Regions from separate parts of the Homo sapiens genome. Here region 1 is linked to region 2. Evidence: read pairs that join two places in POLR2A ChIA-PET (ENCODE). Cell type or tissue: PC-9. All regions are shown on one strand. Each heading gives the region's core, and the rest is flanking DNA. Links, peaks and the distances in the headings are about the cores only.

Evidence for each region. Peaks named below come from ENCODE experiments on the same cell type or tissue, not always from the same donor. Only the 100,000 strongest peaks of a DNase experiment are listed, where the experiment ranks them.
Region 1: POLR2A ChIA-PET joins it to region 2 with 13 read pairs; 4 of 35 experiments call an interaction of 5 or more read pairs at or near these places.

Annotation. Positions count from the first base shown.
Region 1 is chr12:53,926,965-53,937,320 of GRCh38, reverse strand. It overlaps HOXC13-AS (HOXC13 antisense RNA), which reads left to right. Exons shown (of 3, transcript NR_047507.1): 2 at 1-156; 3 at 952-1,993. Among named protein-coding and RNA genes, the nearest start is that of HOXC13, 6.7 kb to the left of the region's middle. RefSeq lists an enhancer at 8,481-9,318. In PC-9, for the core only: no CTCF peak of the experiment used is centred there; no DNase peak of the experiment used is centred there.
Region 2 is chr12:53,857,826-53,868,181 of GRCh38, reverse strand. LOC105378250 (a long non-coding RNA gene) reads right to left here. Exons shown (of 5, transcript NR_189099.1): 4 at 7,304-7,398. Among named protein-coding and RNA genes, the nearest start is that of HOXC13, 76 kb to the left of the region's middle. RefSeq lists an enhancer at 194-363. In PC-9, for the core only: no CTCF peak of the experiment used is centred there; a DNase peak (open chromatin) is centred at 5,191; H3K27ac peaks cover 261 bases.

The DNA of each region.
Region 1 (10,356 bases), core at 896-8,895, 70 kb before region 2:
AGACCATGGCCACAGAGCAGCGCCTCGCTCAGCCAGACCTACTGCACCCCTCAAGTGGAGAGCAAATGGACAGGTCTGCAGAAACCCCTTCGGGCCACCTCCCTCCTCTTTGTGGGGAGAAGGTGGTGTTTGACGGTTGAGAGCACCCGGACATCGGTGAGTTAGGATAGTAATTCTTATCTGCGTGATCTTCATCCAGAAGGGTCAGCTCAGAGTTCAGAAAGCAGGCTGCGGGCTGGGCTGGCATTAGGAGGAAAAATACAACAGAAAGAGAGTTAAGACATAAGGAGACCAGCTCGAGTGTGCATTGAGGGCAATGAGGGAGGGGCGGGGAGAGATGAGCCCAGTGGAAGATAGGGTCTTGCTGGGAGCCGGCTCTGCTAGGAAACTGCTTATCCTGCTGCTGGAGTCCAAGGTCAAGGTAAAACGAGGAGAGCAAACAGGGCCTGGCCAAGTCTAGACTGGGTTGTATGACGTTGGCCCCCTTGCCTAAGGCCTGGCTGGTGGGGGTGGGTGGGTGGAGACGCCTGCCTTTTTCCAGCCGCGGGTAGTAGAAGTGGAACCCAGATCCTGGCCTCCCCTTCTGTGAAGTGCTGCTCCCAGGTGGAAGTAGTGGGGCGCTGTGGACAGGGTTCTGCAGGGCTGCCAGGAGAAACAAAGGGCCTGAAACGCCCACCCCATTCTTGGGGCTCCCTCCCCGGTCAGGCCCAACGCCGGACCCGTTTTCCGCGGGCCAGGACTCAAAGACACGTCCCCAGCCTTTGGGAGTAGGAACCAGAATGGCGGGAGTGGGAACCAGAACGGCGTGAAGGATCTGGGTGCAGGGCGGCCAAGCAATAAATAAAATTAATAGTATGGTCTTTTCCAGGTTTATATGAGGGCATTAACTATTCCTATTGCAATGAGATATAGATTTAATTAATCCGGCAACTTTACAATTCCATTTATTAGGAGCACTATGCGGCCAAAATTTAGTGGCGAGAAGAAAGAAAGGGAACCATAGTCCTCTTCCTCAAGAAGACCAGCCGAAGTTGTAGGCCCCTAAAGCGACTTGGAGGAGTGGGAAGGCTGGAGGGGAAAGTTTGGGCTAAGGGCGCTAAAGGCGGCTGGGGAAGTCCGCTTGCTCTGAACAATTCCCTCTTCTTTTGCTTGGTTCCCCAAGACCTTTCGCGCCTGCAAACGCAGTCTCCAAGTCTGGGGCGAGCCGGGATCGGGAAGGGAGGCGCCGAGGCAAGAGCCTGCAGGAGGGCGGTGGAAAGTAAAGCCTTGCTGGTTAATTAACTTTAAGCCTGGGGTGGTTTCTTCCCCCTCCCCCGAAAAAAAAATGTGGATCTCGCTGAGACACAAGTAAAATCAAATTAAACACTCCAGGAGAATATGCACCACTAGAAACGTAGTAATTACATCTCCAAGGCGATCTCGCCCTAGAAAGCCTTTCCAGGGCCTGGCGCTGAAACCCTCGGCTGCGGTGCTCACCCGGGCGCGCCCCGCCGGCCTTCGGGGATGAGGCAGTGAGGTTTGACTGTGGATGAAGTTTAGAGAAAATCCAGCTGCTGGTATGCGGAGAAAGACGGAGCATTTAATTATACGAAAGGAAAATGGAAAACGGCTCCTCAGCCTCGTCGGGAAGCCCCGGCTCTGCTCTCGGCTGCTTTTTCAAAGGGACTTCTACAACCGCGGAGCGGCAGAAGCCACTCTGCCCTCAGCTACAGCTCATGAACCAAGCTCTCGGCTAAGTTCAACTCTGAAATGTTTTCTTTTAAATGATCCAACACAGAAAGGAGATATTTAATATGCTTTTTCACGGGAAGCGTCTGTGTATGTGCGTGTGCGCGTGCGCTTGCGTGCCTGTGAGTTTAGGGATGGGTGCAGGCTGCCTGCACCGTTTCAGCACACGGCCTTGTGGACACAGCCCAAATGAGTTCCTAAAGATACCCAGCTCTCTGCCTAAATCCTCTGTATGCAAATAAAGGTCTCTGCTTGTCTGTCTGTATACACTTTTAATTTACATGTTCTTCCTACGCTACTTACAAAGACATCCCCCAGGAAAATATAGAAAAATGAAGAAGCAGATGTCTGTGTCTTTTTGAAGTCGAGGGGTGGAATTCATGCCCCACTGTATCTAAGACGAAGTCAGAGGTGTAACTTAGCAACATTTGCAAGCGGAGGGTGCAAGCCTGATGCACACATTTGAGGGCTGGGTGTAGCTTCAATGCTAGGCTAGGGAAAAGGATGAAAGAAATGGCGTTTCTGTGTCCCTTATTCAATGCCCAGATTTTCTCCTCTGAAAATTAGGTGTCAGATGATTTCTCTCCCTGCAGCCCTTTTCTCTGTTTCCTCCATATGGGCGGGGGGCGGGGGGGAGCTTAAAGCGCTGAAGCTCCTGCTCCCCCAACCCGCTTTTAATGGGAGAAATTCCAGTTTTAAAAAAGGTGGGGGTGGGTTGAGGCTGTAGGAGAACAAAGAGCCTCACCACCATGGGGTCTGGATTCTGGCCCAGACTTGGGGCCTTATAGGGCAGGCAAAGGGTTTGGGGGCCCTTTCCTGTCCAAGGTTCAGGCTGCCGATGGAAGAGGAGATTTGTGGAGGATAGAGGAAGACAGGGCCTGAGCTAGCCAAGAAAGGGATGTTTGAGAGAGGCCACTTATAGGAAGGGATTGGGGGTTCAGAAAGGGCATATGAGGGGGTATACCCTTGAGGGTGTGTCAGTGTGGGAAGACCCTCCCACATGCTTGGAGAAAATTCCTGATGGGCTGCAGAGGGTGATATTGGTAGAGAAGGAAAGAAAACTGGCTGATCCTGCAGCTCCCTGGACCTGCCCAATACCCTCCCCTCCTTTTTCCGTTCCCTCCACTTCTCTGGGCTCCAGGAGGTCCCTTCGTCCCTGCAGCCATGGACCCTGCAGACATGGATGCCTCCTCCCAGGCTCCTGGATCCCTCTGGAACCTGCTCTACTTTGATCTCTCTACTCCCACAGCCCAGCCTCTGAAAATGGCAACTAGGCCTCTTCTACTAGCTTGGGAACTCACCTCCTGGACAGCAGCTGCCATCCTGGCATCTTCCACCTTTAGTGTTCTCCCTCCCTAGGCCCCCAGCTTGAGGGAAGATGGGACCAGGGTAGCTGAAGCATCACTTTGCTCCTTGTTTCAGAGTTTTCCGCTCTTAAACCCAAACTTGCCTACCTCCAGGCCCCACTTATTTTCCTGTGATAGATATCAGGGAAATCCATTCCTCTCTGCTGCCTAGTTAGGACTTGCAGTGCTGGCTAAGGTTTGGGGTCACCCGGAAGACCTTTTCCTCTCTGGCTCTGCAGGGATCCATACAGGGGGTCCAAGTTTAGGCTATCACAAATCTTCTCCTGGTTTCTCCTCCAGGATGCCCCCAGCTGCAGACTCTGCTTGGTGGTGTACTGGGTTTGGTCGGGGGACGTCAAGTGGCCCCTTCCATGGAGAACTGTCAGAATGCCTCCTCTGGAGGCTTCTGGAGTCCCTAACCCCAGTCCTCTTTCTTTCACAGCTTCCCCGCGCTCCTAGCCCTGCCAAGCTCATCACAGAGCCCCTTCCCCAACCTTCCTCATCCCCTCCTTCCTCAGCCCTTTTCTAGCCCTTACCCCATCCACCCCCTTTTCTTTTTGGGCAATATCTCAGTCTGTCACTTGGCCCCCTCCCTACTCTTACCTTTCATTGACAAAAGAAGTTCAGGGAATAAACACAGAGTTAAGAAATTAACAAAGTATCTCCTCCCGCCTTCTGGCTTCACTACATCCCCTACCCCCACCCTGTCCTCTACTGGGGGAAAAGGCCTCCTGTCCCCTTCCCTTCCCACTAAACACCCTTCCCCTTTTAGGAAGCCCTTCAGAAACAGACAAGTAAAATCTCTCTCGGTTTTAGGGCCTGTCTGAGAGGGAAGTCCAAGTTCATTTTCAAATTAGACAAGAGAGCTGAGGGGGGATGGGGAAGAGGTGGAGGAGTATTTGCTGGGGGCTGAATTTGGCTTCCTCGTACAGACCTAACAAAAGCCCCTTTTGGTCAGAAAGCCAACAAACCGAATGCCTGGAAAAGGTATTTATCACTTTCGATCATTACCTTCACCTTTTAAAGTTTAGGCTTGAGGCTCCTAGAAGGGAGGCAGACCAGCCAATCTTTTTTTCCTTCTTTTAAAAGATTTCCAGTTACTTTAAAAACAGATATGGAAAATAACATTTTTCTTAGGGCAGGGAGGGGATGGGCCTCAATACGGCATTCTTCTGGGTCAAAGTGCACTGGTTAACCTGTCCCAAAGAATGACCAAATACAAAAGGCATAGCTGAAGGGCCGAGCATTTCACCTCTTATGAGGTGAGGGGCCTCCTTAGTCCCACCATGGTGTGGGAACTGGAATTTGGTGGGGTCCTAAAAGGGAGATAATGGAAGGAATATATATATATATTTCATCACAGGAAAGAGGAAAAATTATATCCTAGATGGATCACAGCCTAGCTCTCTCCATGACCAGACACCTCAGCAGTTGCAGCCAAAGCACATTCTAATATGAAAATCACTGAGCAGAACACAAGAAATTAAAGGATTTTCAAAAGATGCCTCATCAAAAGAAAGAAAATTTAACCCCTCCACTTCCAAAAGAGAGGGAAGAGAGACCCAAGGCTCAACTAAAGGGGGAAAGAAACACCTTTTTGCTAAAATGACTAACCTTGACTGGGATCTATGGAACAAAAAGGTAGAAGGGAGCTTGTATATTTGGGTATCTGGGACAAGATTCTTGCTGGTAGTAATTAATTAAATCATCCTAAACATATATAATTTGGTACAGTTTTGGTGACTGGAGGGAAACTATCACTCTGATATCCTTGGGGTTGGGGAGTGTTAAACTTTCCCTCCCTCACTGCCTCCTCCCTCTCATCCAAATTTCCCCCCTTCAGGGAGTATTTAGAGGCACTTTTTAAATCTTAGCCGTCGTGTTGCCTTGTACATGCAGCAAAGCTGATGAAGTCTAAGGAACTAGAAAGGAGAATGGGGGCATTCATTTTTCCTTTTCCAAAATATTGGAATTATGTATCACCTGCATAGTCAGAAAAAAATTTAACTCAGATCAGAGGAAATATCTTTCAAGGCAAAGAGACCACCCCAGACACCTCAAATTTGATAGTCTTTAGCATTTCCGCGGAACATGATTGCTAAGTCCTGGTTTTTGGACAGTGCACATGCTGTGGAACATGTGTTAAAACAAGTATGCATTGTGCTTGTGTAGTATGGAGACATTTGTGGGTGTTGTAACAGGGGTGCTGGTTGGGGCAGGCTGGTGAGGTGGACCTGAAAAGGAAGAAAACATTGTTAGACTGTGAGCTTGGGAAAGACCCAACTGCTCTATTCAAAGGCAGTCATCTCTCCTTAGGCTTAACCACTATAAGCAAATAGCTGGGAAAGAAGAACATCCTCAAGTTTGCAGAGCTGCATTTCTTAAAGCCCAAAAAGAGGGGACCTTGTGCAATTCTTCTCCTACTCCAAGGCCTTGGGAGAATAGTCTGCTATAGCCTGTATTTGTGATTTAAAGCACTTGTAGCTCTCTTTTCAGTGCTTGGCTTATTAATGAATTTCCCTCCAAAGAAGAAATACAGATTTATTCCTCTTATCTATTATAGACTTATTTCTAGACAAGAAAGTATGTAATACATGTTTTGTTTGGTGTTATAGGAACTTCAGATAAATATTAACATAAGAAATGTGTCCTCAGATACCCATATCCATATAATTAGGATTACCTTATTATCCATATAACAATCTTACAATTTTTAAAAAATAATATATTCTTTGAATATGACAACATAGTTATGTTTAATGAAAAAGCTTAAAGGCTTTAATTGTGTTTATGCTCATGCTGAGATGGGGGGAGGCTTGACCAACGTATAGTTCTGTGGGTAAAGATGTGTATTAGTACAGATGCTTTGTTAATGCATTTCCATTCATGTTGTTTTCTAATGCAGTCAGCCATTAAACGGAAATGGTATGTAGGTATATGTAAGTGCAGAGATGCTTTTTAGAGTTGTATTTTTAATAGATAATAAAAACACCATGTCTAAGAGAATAAAAACACCATGTCTTTGCTGTTGCTCCCAGACAATTCTCTGGGAGAATTTTTCTCTTAGGCATCATTTAGCGGCATTGTGCTCCTGAAGCCAACTTGCCGTCTCGCCAAACTTGGCAGGACGGGGGCGTTGGCTCTGTTCTTTCAGCGCAATTTTCTTCCACGGATTTTGGGATTCGGGTCGTTTCCGGCGCCTGGATGGCGATTCCGCTCAGCCTGAGGAGTCACCGCCGCCTGGCTCCGCCAGGAACTCGGCGCCAGCATCTAACTCCTTCTCTTCCTTTTCCTGTGGATTTCTCCCACGACAGAGAGTTCCTTAGTTTATTTTAATATGCTGGTTTTAAAATTTTACATATAGTAATTGTTTAGTATTTTATTTCACTAACCCAGACCAAGTTTCTTGGCGAAAGCCCTTCCCCACAAGACAATAAATGGCCGACCGGAGAGCGGCAGGATGAGTGCCCGCACTAGGAAGCGCCCGCGACACTACCTGGCGCCAGAGCAGGTCCAGTGGGGCAGGCATAGTCACACACGCAATCCTGACTGATGCCCTGTGTGCACGTTATGTGCACCTATTGCTGAGCACACAGGTGGGTACATTTATTTGTGGGGGTAGGAGAGACTCAAGTAAGTTCCTGGAGAGCTCTGAGTGTGTGGGTAGACAGCGGACTCACCCTAGGGCCTGGGCATTCATGAGCATGCTTGTGTGAACCAAGAATCAGCCTTCCCTTTCTTCTCCCCTCACAGGTCCCTGTGGAAAGGGGTCCTCCCAAATGGGGAAACAAAGGAATAAAAAGACTATTTTCTGTGGTTTATGCCCAGTTTTGGGGTAGGAAAGTGTGACAAAGATAATCATACACCTATAAAGATTTGTCAAAGAAGGTTGAGTGAATCTCGGGCTCAAAAAGAAATGTGGGGAAGTAGGAGGTGGTGGGCAAGGGCTGGGAACCAAAGGGAAAGAAACCATGATAATAGACTTCTGAAAAGCTGGTTAATCTTAGCTGGAATAACGGCAAAGGAAGAAAGCAAACTATTCAGCTCTCAGGAATCTTATTATTAATTTTGATGTGGCTGTGTATTTGTTGTCATTTGCTGAATATAATACATATGAAATGGCATGGTTATGTCTTATACAGAAGCCTACAATGACAACATGCACTCACAGTTGGTCATGTTTCAAATCTACTTCTAAACTTGGTGCACTGGGGTCTACAAATTTCCTATTTTAAGTCTTATCTTTAAAATGCTCTGTACTTTAAGTAGTAGGGGCAAGGTCATAAACAGTGGTGAATTTTTCCTTCCAAATATTACCAATAAGAAAAGCGGATTCACTACCTTTCAAAGTTTAGCCTCACCCTCACCCTTGAAAAAAGTTTCCCAAATGTGGTTAATCCTGGGAAGAAGAAAGCCCAACCAACCCTCTCCCCGTCAAACATGACTGCTCCTTGATCCTTGATGACTTGATCCTTCAGGATGTCTAGCTCTGAGTTCAGCCTTTAGGAAAGTGAGTTCTTTGCAAGGTCCGGAGACACCCACTGCAGTCTCCTGGCTTCTCTGGGCTCACTCCTCAGGCTGTGAAGCCAACAGGGGATCTCAGATGCTCTGCCAGTACACCTGGAAGACAAATCTGAATTTGCAGTTTCAAGTCGAGTTTCCACCTGAAGGCTATGTGGGTGATGCCCCAACTTCACTTTGCAAGTGCATATTCAGCTTAAAAACTATGTGGAGGAGACTGGTCCTACCCAGCTATGATCTTCTTGGAAAAAAACAAAGAACAAACAAACAAAATGGAGCCCAAATATTCTTTCTGCCAAGAAATAAAATTTTTCATAGACACAAGTAGAAACCCATGTTTGTTCCCTCTTCTCTCTCTCTCATGTATATACACACATATATACACACACACATATATGCATTTTGGTGACTTGATCTAACTCTACATTTTATCACAACAGATACAATATCTTCCAGGAAATAATGCCCAGGAAGGCAACTCTATCTTTCTACACAAGGAAAAATGCACAGAAGACCCATTTCACCATCTTGGAGCGCTGTTCTCTATTAGATTTTCCTTGTTTCTCTCTCTTTTTACTGTCCAGCGATGATGAGTCTCCACAAACAATCAGAATTTGCATTTTCCTGAATTATTCAAATAATCGAAAGGTGAGTGACGGGAGGAGGACTTATCTGAATTATTCGATAATTAAGCTTTCAGGATTTTTATTTTATTTTATTTTATTTTTTATAATGCAGGATTAGCGTTATTCCCTATCCCCAACCTCAGGGAGAACCTTGAGGCTGTAAACCCGCCTCACACAGTGGAGCCTGGAGAATGGGGTCCATGCTATTTGAACAGGGAACATGTTTGTAATAACTTCAAAATCTACCTTGGTTACAAATACCTAGGACAGTAAGGAACATCCCCACCCGCCGCACCTCCCTCTCCAACATTTCTTCAACCTTTACTTGGTAGCTTCAGCATCAAGTATCAAAATCTGTGGGGGAGAGTACTCTTTCTCCATGTCGAAAGGCACCTCTTCTTGCACTCCCTGACCTAGCCAGCTCTAACCTGCGGGCTTATTCTGGGGGAGCTTCAGAGGAAAAGCCGGGGATGAGGGTCTTAATCTCGCTCTAGATCTTTACTTGCAGAGAGATGAGTTACATTGTTTAATTTTCTTCTCTACCTGGGCCGTTCAAAGAGCTCAGGAATATTGTCTTGTCTAATTCCCCGGAGGCTTCGTATTCTGCCCCTGCAAACTGACGACCTCCTCCAGCAGAAATCAGGCGGAGGGAATGGCAGGAGCTGCGTGGGGGAGTTCTTGGCGGAGGACTTGTCTTCTCCTTCCCACCCCACAGCTGCGTAGGCTCGACTGGCGCGTGGGGGCTCCCGACTTGGAGGGGTGTGGGCAGTGGTATTCAGGGCTTTTTCTCCGTCCCGCCCTGCAGGGATCTGGAGTCCAGTGCCTCCAGGAAACCTTCCCTAGGTTTCAGGGGGCGGGGAGAGCATGCCAGTCTGGGAGGCAGCCCCAGACGGTTTGCACAGTCCAGAGACGGAAGTCCCCACGCTCCCAGCCTGGGACGGGGAGACCCTTATTTTCTCAACTTGAACCAAACGAAATCGGCAGCAGTCACGAACCTCAGCTCCCAGACCGGGTGGCGCCTGCCTGTCCACGTCTTTGTTTTTTTTTTTTTTGTTTGTTTGTTTTTTTTTTTTTTTGAAGGGGATACATTTAAAGGAAAAAAAAATCAATCCGAGAGAAACTTACACTTTCAAACATTCACAGCGGAACTTGTATGTGTTGGCGCCGCACTAGGGCCAGGCATCCGCCCAGCGCTCCCCGCCTTCCCCAGGAGTTGGGTCCCGCACCAACGTCTCTACTCGAAGCCGCGGCAAGTCACTTTCCCCAGTCGCCCTCCCGAGACCTACCGCCCCCAAAAGCCATTTTTCAAGAGGCGCAGGCCCCTCTCCAGGCTTCTCCGGAGGCCAAAGCAGCGGGCGGGCGGGCGGTGGCTAGGGGACGCGGCCCGGCCAGCTGAGCCCGCTCGTTTCCCGCCACTGTGCGCAGCTCGGGTCCCCCAGATCTTCGAAGCCCTCGGACCTGGCTTTCGCGCAGACTGGAGAGAAGGAACGGCGAGAGTGAATTGAGGGGTTACCGACTCCCGCATCCTCCAAAGACCGCACTTTGCATCGTTGTAACGCTCGAGCTGCACACGCCAAAGGCGATTTTAGGGGTCCTTCTCCATCATGGCATTGGAACGACAGGGCAGAAATTTCAACTTAAGTGTCTACACTGAAGTGTTATGTCTTCTCCAAGTCCTTTTCATTTACTTAGGAAGCCTTGGTTGTGTTCTGCTTTGGAATCTGAGGGACCTTCCCCTCTCTCCTGTTTTGTTTTTCCAGCATGCGGTCCAGCTGGTCTCAAGAAATGGGGCAGGGGAAGGGTGCATAAAATAAAACTCCAGTGAAACTAGAAGAACAGAAAAATGCTCACTGCACACAGACATGGATAAAGTAGTGAGTGTGGCTGTAGAACGGTACCTCTGGGGGAGAATGGAGACGCCCTTTTAGTTTAAATAGCGACCTAGAGGCCGGGAATATAGTTAACAGGGGGAATTGTGTTGCCAGAATCTTTGCTTTCCTTGATGGGTCCTGCAAAGCTCTTCGCTCCCCACCCCGAGTGAGAATCCAAGGGCGGCGGGTGTTTTTTAATGATTATTAGAAATAGTCAAACTCTTCTTGTAATGACCTCATTCTTGCCAGATGTGTCTTCTGATC
Region 2 (10,356 bases), core at 1,305-9,304:
ACTCCTGGGCTAAAGTGATCCTCCCGCTTTGGCCTCCCAAAGTGCTGGGATTACATGCATGAGCCATTGTACCCAGCCTCAGATTTCTATTGAAATACTCTACAATACTTTTCTGTCCTGTGCCTGTTAAAATCTATTTAAATTATCTTCCTGCCAACATCCTAGGGGTTCAAAAGAGTGTGGGTGCTTCGTCCGACTCCTTCAAGTAATTGTTTCTAGGCTCTGCCTCTAGAGATGCCATTAGAAAACTGATAGGCATGGGGAACCAGCTTCTCCCCAGAGAGTGAAACTCCCAAGCAACCAGTCCCACATTCCTCTCTGACTCATGCTCCCAACCCCCCACTGTGCCCTAAAGGTCAGTGGGCTGGGAAACAGGCCACATCTAGGACAACTGCTGCTGGAATAAGATGTCTATCCTGATAGCCAGGACTTACCTCCTCCCATCCTCAGCCCTGGGTAACTCCCTGGCCCGTGCCCCAAGTATTGTGATAAGATGCTACCAGTGATAAGAAGAGGATAGTCAACAAGGAATCTACCCTAGGGCTGACAGCCTCACTGGGGAGGTCATATCACAGGCTCCATGGATCATCTCTGATTCCTCCACTTGCCATAGCAGAGCATCCCCCTGGCCCCTGAGGAGGAGACACTTCTCATTATCTGAGTCAGTGGATGAGAGCAGAGGCCACATGATTTTGTCATTTGCTGAGTGTCTGCCATGTGCCAAGTCCTATGCTAAGTGCTAAGTATTCAATGGTGCACAAGCCTTGTATGTAGCTTACTGTCTAGTAGTAGAGGCCACCATTAAACAGTTTCACAAATGTAATTAGTGTTACAAAGAGAAAAGAGAAGTGAAATAAATCCTCATTGCTTTATCTTTGGATACCTACACTCATACACATACATACAAACACACCCTTTGAGTCTATCCCTGATGCTTGCTCTGACTCAGTGTTTCTGTCAAACCCAAGGCAGTGGAAGTATGGAGTCTGCAAAAATCCACAAAGTGGATAGTGCACAAATCAGGAATAAGGAGTTGACCCTATGCCAGTATGAAAATTCACCCCTGGCTATAAGTCTAGATATAAAAGTCATATCAAAATTGGTCACAAAATTCTATTTACACATCTAGGTTGAATAAATTTTATCTTCACTTCCTCAAAGCCACCCATCTCTGAAGCAAACGAGGCAAAAAAAAATTTTTTTAGAAACCAGAGGTGCACGCAACCATAGGGAAGAGAGGCCTTAAAAGATGGGTTTGAGTCACCCTTGCTTCCTCTCTCTATGTCCCGTTCTGATATCACTGAGTCTGGCCTGCAGACAGAGCTTTGGAGAGTCTTCTCATTCATTTCACTGCCTTCAAAATCTGCAGACAAATGCTAATTGACCCTATTCTTCTAGATCCTCAGATAGAGGGACTGCCCAGTTTCCTTCAGTAAACCATGCTGTTGGAAAGTTCTTCTTTGCTAATTCTATTTATTATTTCTCTACAAAATTAATTCCTTTCTTGATATTTTGTCTTTTAAATCTAAATATGCCAAGGGGAAGAGGTAGACACATTATAATATTTCCCCCTCATAATCTGAAAAGTATAAAAGCATAAACAATTTGAAAAGTGACCACCTCTTCTTTCTGCTTCAGAGAAAATTCCAGCAGAGGTTCAAGGTGAAAATATCACAAAAATTTGGGAAGCTAGGGCTGGGACTCTTCTCCTCTGCCATCAGTTAGCATAACCCAGGTTTGGAAGACCTCTGTGCAACAGGCTGGGAAAAATCCAGGGGCAGTTTCTAGGTGGTATTTCCTTCCTTCAAGTAAGGTGACTCCAGAAAGTTAAAGGTCAAGGGATAGATGCCAGGTGTAAAAGTTTCTTTGCTTTACTGTGAAACCTTTTCATACAGAAAAAATGGGTAGGCTGAATGAGGCAAGGAGCATGTGGCTGGTTAAGTTAAATTCTGCAGGCCATCATATGATTCCAGAATAGAACGAGGCAAAACAAAGTGTGGAGTCCATTTGGACAGATAATTACAACTGAAATTTAAACAATATTATAGAAAAATCTAGACATTAGGTTTACATTATACTTGGTCTTTATGCTTTACTTCATGTGAGAGGAGCACCTTAGTCATATAAAGTCAGAGTCCCAGAAACCTTAGTCTCTTGTTCTCAAAAGCTAAGGGGAAGAATAAACATTTTAGCCCTCCTGAAATTATTCTATTTATGGCCCTGCCTTCAGCTAGGAAGACACATCCTAGGTTGGTCATTTAGGTCCTCTAGCAATTTCATCCTAATTTCTCACTAAACCCATTTCTTTGGAATTTTCCAACTTAGAGCTATGCTTCAGCCAAGATAACACTTTCACTAACCCCCATAGCCTGACTCTTCTCACATTTAAGCCTCAGACTGAACAATGAATGTCTCTCATCACCTAGAGTGTTGTCTTCACAGACTGCTTCCCACAATCTCCCATCAAAACCCAGCTCAAATCCTTTTCTTGCAGAGTCTTCCCTTATAACTGCAACTAATTGAGATTACTTCTTTACTCCAGTTTAACTTAGCCATTTAGTTTCAACAACATGTAATTACATAAGCCTGCAGGTGAGTTCACATGTATGTGTTTCTATGGGACAGTGGGAGATTAGACTATCTAGTTTCCCCACTCCTCTCCTTGGGGTTCTTCAGTAAACGCTAAAATTATTTTTGAGATGGACTAACTGCTCATCACAGAATGAGACACAAAAACTATTCTGTATCAAGTTCTGAGAGATGGGCCAAAGATGAATAGCAATTTCAAGAATGGAGAGAATGGCTTACAGAGAAGAGATATCCTAATTCTGTACTCCATCAGAATTCACACTTATGACATTGTTTGGGAGCATTTGATTAAGTGTTTCTAGTATCAGACCAATATCTAAACTCCCATTCAGAAGGAGCATCGAGTATAAGCTTTATACAGGGGAGAAGCATGGTAACCTATAGCAGCGCCTAGCACATAACGCAGGCTCAGCCAGCATTTGTGGAAGGAAGGAAAGGTTGAAAGGGGGGCCTGAGAGGGCAAGGAAGGGATTGAGAGGGTCAGTAGGTTCTAAATCTCTCTTTATTGTCACTTGCTAAAGTTGGTTGACTTTCCAAGCAAGAGAAAGCCAGTCAATGATTTCTCTGACTAGAGGAACTGGAAGCTATGGGGATGAATATGAACTCTGGTTAACAGGAAAAGGAATATCAGTATGGGGAAGTTTCCCATACAATGGAAAACAAGATACAGATAAACAGAGAATTAATGCTGGAGTACCATCTTCGCTATCAATGCTGGGAGAATGAGGGGTAAGGACATTTATGGAAGCTAGTTAAAGTAGACTTTCCAGAGGAGGAAGAGGAGATAATAGACCAGAGCTTGGCAAGAACGAAGCTACAGGATTGAGCACACAAGAATAGGACAGAACAGAACAGCCGTGCAGACCATCAGAAATGACACAGGGTAACTATGGAAGGTTTATCTTAGCATGAAAAGGCTTTGTTGAAAGTCAGGAGAACTGAAATGGTGGGAGAGTGAGTAGTTGATGGGAGTACTGAGGAATGAAGATGAGCTTGATAAAGCTATACAACTCTGCTGCCATGGACATAAAAATGGGAGAACAAGGAAGAGTGTAAACTCTCTTTACAGGTGGGAGGGGGTTAAGAACTGAAAAACTCCCTACTGGGTATTATGCTCACTTCCTGGGTGAAGGGTTCAATTGTACTCCAAACCACAGCATCACATAATATACCTTTGTAACAAACCTGCATGTGTAGCCCTGAAATCTAAAATAAAAGTTGAAAACAAGAAAAAAAAACCTGGCTCTATTATCCAAATTAATTTATATTTCTTGAGCATCTCCTATGCAAGGCATTATGTTAAGCCCAGGAATATAAAGGGATATACAGTTAAAACATAAACAATCTTGGGGGAGTTAGTTTCAAATTGATACAAGATGGCAGAGAATAAGGAGGAAAAAAAGAAGAGAAAAAAATATATACAATTTCCACCTTCTCATAACCTACAAAATAGTAAAAGAGATAAATACATATGTAAATATTATTCTAGTAGTATAATAGAGACTCAAACAATGTGACACTATAGTTGCAGGAGGGTCAGAAATAATTCTCGCTAGAGCGATCTGGGACGTAATCTTGGAGAAGATTTTAAGCTAGGCTTTAAATGAAGGATCAGATCTTGGCAAGTTGATGAGGAAAGGATGGCATTCCAGACAGAAAGAATAGCACATGCAAAGGTCTGGAGGCATAGAACAAGTTGAAGAAACTCAAGTAGACCCATGAGATTGCAGTCTAGGTTATGTAAAAGAATGTTGATCCCAATATTATTGTCGCCGTGGAGGGCTCTGAAGATCAAGCAACAGAATTCTAATTTTATTATCTGTATATTGGAAAACCAGGTAATTAAGAGATGCACCATATTTCTTTGAAATTTCCAGATAACCAACTCATTTTCTGAAGTTTGAGAATCAATAATGTCCTAGTTATTATAGGAAAATGAGATTTCACATGGACTCCATCATGGAAGCTGCTGTCTTTCTCAAGCTCATTTGCTCCTATACAACTCCACTGCCACGGACACCAAGGAAGAGTGTAAAGTCTCTCAGAAGAGAGAGGCCTTTAACAGAAGAGATTTTAATCCACTGAAGAAGGTGACAGTAGTAATAGCTCTGCTCTCAGTCAGGAGGCTCATTGAGACAGATACACAACATCCCTCCATGGACACAGGCAGACAGTAGATCACAGAAATAAGTGCAAATAATACAATGTTGAGGAACTATAGAATAGTACAGTCCTTGGAGCCAGGGAAGGCCAATTAAGAAAGTTTTCTGGTGGAAGTGAGCTCAGGTAGGACTGGGTATCTACAAAGAAAATGGACAAAGTTGGACAGGGAGGATGGAGAAACAGTACCTGGAGTAGGAGAGGAGGAAACTGGCCTGTATACATGTTTGGAGGCAAGTATGAACAAGCACATGCAATGAGCATCATGTGTGAGAGACAGAAGAATGAACTCAGCTGGAATGGAGAGTCTGTAGCAAGAACTAACACGGATCCAGTCTGCAGGTAGACCGGTTTCCAGCACAGCAGCCTGGGTTAACATTGGATACTACCCCTGGCCTCTCCAGAGGGAATGATAGGAATTTCAGTCTTTCTTTTCTCCTTATATTTTCATGAGACATGGGTTACATTTCTAGTTGTTCTGGAACACTGACTCATCCTTCTGTAATGAATGTGAGTGTCCTAGGGTATGATGCTGTCTATTGTACTGAGGGACAAAGTGAGGCCACAGCAAAGGAGACTATTAGGCCCAAACTCAAATTATAATTAAAAACTAAGCTCTGGCCAGGTGTGGTGGCTCACAACTGTAATCCCAGCACCTTGAGAGGCCGAGGTGGGAGGATTGCTTGAACCCAGGAATTCAAGACCAGCCTGGGCAACATAGTGAGACTCTGTCTCCGCCAAAAAAACAATTAGCCAGGTATGGCGGCACACGCCTATAGTCCCAGCTACTCAGGAGGCTGAGGTGGGAAGATCGCTTGAGCCCGGGAGGGCGAGACTTCAGTGAGCTGAGACTGCACCACTGCACTCTGCCCTGGGTGACAGAGTGAGACCCTGTCTCAAAAACCAAACAAAACCAAACCACTAAGTTCTGTTGGGCTTTTGTGTTCTCTGGTATTCCTATATTCCCCTGCACACAGGAATGTTGAATTCTACCTAAGCCAAGGGAGGAAGTGGTCAGATGTGGAGGTAGAGGTTATTACAGGATACTGCAGAAGGCCTGATATGCTGCCTCTCATAGCCCAGGCTCCCTAGGTTAATGCCCACATTCTCATTTCTAATCCCGTCTACAGTCACAGATACAAGTGGCCACAATGGAAATTTCCCCAAAAGTCTGAATGCTGGAGTAGAAACTGCCCGTTGACCATTCTAAGCAACCAGTGAAGTCATGTTGACCCTATACCATGAGGGAAAAACTGAGTCTAAATTTTGTTGAGTAGAGCAGAACTTTCAGACAGCCCAACTGCAATTAGAAGCTGGGGACCAAGGCGTCCCTGAAACCCAGCTAGGGAATCTTTCCCTCATGTTCTCTCTAAGCTTCACATTCCACCATATAACACAGTAAAAAAGAGATTGCCCCATACCCTTCTGTAGGAAAAAGGTACATTTTGGGATGGTTTGGAGGCATCAAAATGGTAAGCAATTTCAGGGTACAATTAAGACCTGGCTGTTCAACCCTACAATAAATTACCATCAAAGGCACTCACACGTCAACAGGGGAAAAAAACACATGTGCTTGCAAGACAATGTGTGTTTGATGCTCATAAAAAAGATAAAAATATAGGTCATCATCATGTAACGAGCTTGTAGGTGTCAGAACGTGTGCTGTTGGGGGAGGTAGGGGAGAGAAATGGAGAGGGATCAGCAAACCAAGAAGGAGCTGAAGTCAGACTCCTATCCCCAAGTTCTTCCCTTCTGCTGAAGACAGTGGACTGGCAGTAAGGGAGTGAAGGACCCCTCCCCCATTTTCTTTTTCTTGGGACATCCCCTTTCCTGCTCCCCCCAGCTGGATTTCCGACATATTAATCATGTCTCTCATTTTGAAATCAGCCAGTCAGGCTATTATTCAAGCATTGTTAATGACACCATCGGCCAAGGTATCAATTAGGCAAGTTGGGATAAGAAGAGCAGAGAATAGGGCTGGCCAGAGAGCAGAACACAAATCTGTTTTGGTGTAGGTAACCCAAACGGCAGCAAGGGCTCCTAATGCTCTTATTTCTACTCCTCTTAGAGGCAACCTCAAACGCACTGAATTCTCCAGTCAAGACCCAAGCCAAACTGTTACTTCATAGTATCCCCTCACTTGCTCCCTCAATTGACCCTTAACTGGACTTCAGCTAGTCACATCAAATCACTCAGGATATGCAGGAACAGGGTCACAGCTAACTAGCTCTGGGCAGCGCTTATTCCTGTGGCTGAGGCCCAACATTATGGGAGAAAATGCTTCCTCCACCATGCTTATGCTGGCTGCCTTGGGTGGAGTTTCTTCTCCTTTGCCACAATATGCATTCTAAAGGTCCTTTAAAATCTAGCTCAACGTTTTTTTTTTTTATCAAGGAAGCTTTTGTTCTAATGAAGAAAGTCTTTATATTTGTTGATTCTTAGTTCTTAAATCTGATTATTGTTTTCCCCATCAGGCTGAGTTTCCCAATGACTACAGCTATTAATAATTCTTTTTTTTTCTTTTTTGCTAGATCTCCCTGCCTCCCACACCTACCAATACTCCTTTTCTCTGTCAAGAAAGGCTCTGTTCAAAGGGGCTATTCAGAACAAATAGGTGTGACAGGTACTCAGGTCACTGAAGTTTGGATCCTGGAGAAAGGACAAAAATAGAGATTAGAATAGAAACTGCAGCAAAGTAGGAGTCCAAGCAGTCATCAAGACCTCCAAGTTCCTTCCCATTATATACCCAGGGAAGTCTTCAGAGCATTGTGTTTCTAGACTCCAGTCTCCCTGAGTCACTCCCTGGTTTCCTGTCACCCTTTCATTCTCAAGACAGACACAAGGTTCTCCCTGGCTTTCTTCCACACCCACCAATTATCCAGATCTTCAGAAAGATGAAGGACACTAAGGACAAAAGGTCAATGTTTCACATTTTAAGTGTCTCTGGACCCAAAGAAGGTGGCTGGGTCAATTAAGTTTCAAACACCACAACCAAAACTAGAAATCTCAATAAAAAACAGTCACATTTGGAGTCTTGACATTAAACTTACCTAATTACATTGGCTAGGAAAGTGAACACGCTTCTCAGCTTTCCCCAAAAAACTCAGCAAATTGAATTCCCTTTCGTCCTTGTTCCACCTCTTGTTTCTCCTTTAAGATCCACCCTACTGGCCGGGCACACGGGCTCACACCTGAAATCCCAGCACTTTGGGAAGCTGAAGCGGGCAGATCACTTGAGCTCAGAAGTTTGAGACCAGCCTGGGCAACATGGCAAAACCCAGTCTCTACTAAAAATACAAAAATTAGCTGGGCATGATGGCACACGCCTGTAATCCCAGGTACTCAGGGAGGCTGAAGCAGGAGAATCGCTTGAACCCAGAAGGCAGAGGTTGCAGTGAGCTGAGATCGTGCCACTGCACTCCAACCTGGGCCACAGAGTGAGACCCCATCTCAAAAAAAGAAAAGAAAAGAATAATCTGCCTACAACTTTCATTCTATGCTCCAAAGCACTGAGCTGATAGAAAAATGAAGAAATAGGCTGGTTGCAGTGGCTCACACCTGTAATCCCAGCGCTTTGGGAGGCCAAGGCAGGCAGATTATGAGGTCAGGAGTTCGAGACCGACCAGCCTGACCAACATGGTGAAACCCCATCTCTACTAAAAATACAAAAATTAGCTGGGCGTGGTAGCAGGCTCCTGTAATCCCAGCTACTTGGAAGGCTGAGTCAGGAGAATCACTTGAACCCGGGAGGCGGAAGTTGCAGTGAGCTGAGATCATGCCACTACACTCCAGCCTGGGCAACAGAACTAGACTCCATCTCAAAAATATATATATTATGTATATGTGTGTATATATATATATATATATGTATATGTATATATATATGTATATGTGTGTATATATGTATATGTGTGTATATATATGTATATGTGTACATATATATGTATATGTATATATATTTCCACACCCCAAAGAGAAAACCTGTATCTATTAGCAGTCACTCCCTATTCCCCACAATATCCCTAGCTTTAGGCAACCACTAATCTACTGTCTCTATAGCTTTACCTATACCCTGAACTTATACCCTGACTATAGCATGTACCTATACCTTTACCTGTACCCTGAATACCTCTACTCCAAATATAGAGTATACCTATACACTGAATAATTCATATAAATGAAATTATACAATATGTATTCTTTTATGACCAGCTACTTTCAGTTGGCATAATGTTTTCAAGGTTCTTCCATGTCATAGCATATATCAATATTTCATTACTTTTTTATTGCCAAATAATATTCCATTATATGGATGTCCCACATTTTATTTATCCATTATCAATTGATGGACATTTGGGTTTTCTGCTACTATGAACAATGCTGCCATGAACATTCATATACAAGTTTTTATGTAGATACATGTTTTCATTTCTCTTAGGTATATACCTAGAAGTGGAACTACTGGGTCATGTGGTAACTCTAGGTTTAACATTTTGAGGAAATGCTGTTTTCCAAGGTGGCCGCATCATTTTATATTCCCACCAGCAATGTATGAGGATTCCAATTTTTCCACATCCTCACCAACACTTATTATTACCTTGTATTTATTATTGTTGTAACCATCCTAGTGGTATCACATAGTCGTTTTGATTTGTATTTTCTTGATAGCTAATAATGTTAGGAATATGTAGGAAACATTTTAATGTGCTTACTGGCCATTTGTATATCTTCTTTGAAGAAATTTCTATTCAGATCTTTTTTTTTTTTTTTCTAAGATGGAGTCTCGCTCTGTCACCCAGGCTGGAGTGCAGTGGCGAGATATCGGCTCACTGCAAGCTCCGCCGCCTGGGTTTATGCCATTCTCTTGCCTCAGCCTCCCAAGTAGCTGGGACTACAGGCGCCCGCCACCGCGCCCAGCTAATTTTTAGTAGAGACGGAGTTTCACCGTGTTAGCCAGGATGATCTCGATCTCCTGACCTCGTGATCTGCCCTCCTTGGACCCCGAAGTGCTGGGATTACAGACGTGAGCCACCGCGCCCGGCCCCTTAGTCCATTTTTAAATTGGGCTACTTGTCTTTATCCTTTTGAGTTAGAGTTTTTTATATATTCTAGATACAAGTCTCTTATCAGATATATGAATTGCAAACATTTTCTTCCACTCTGTGAGTTGTCTTCTCACTTCCTCAATGGTGTGATTTGAAGCAAAAGTTTTTAATTTTGATGAGGTCCACTCGATCTATTTTTTAAATTGTGCCTTTATCTAAGGAATCATTGCATTATCCAAGGTCACAAAGACTTACACCTATGTTTCCTTCTAAGAGTTTTATAGTTTTAATTAACTCTTGGATTTAGGTCTTTGACTCATTTTGAGTTAATTTTTGTATGTAGTGTGAAATAGAAATCCAATTTAATTCTTTTGCATGTGGCTATGCGGTTGTCCTAGCACTACTTGAAAAGACTATTTTTCCCCACTGAATTGTCTTGGCACTTATGTCAAAAAGCAACCGACTGAAAATGTGAGAGTTTATTCTTGGACTTTTAACTCTATTCCACTGGATAGCCATATGTCTATCCTTATGCCACTACCATGCTGTCTTGATTACAGTA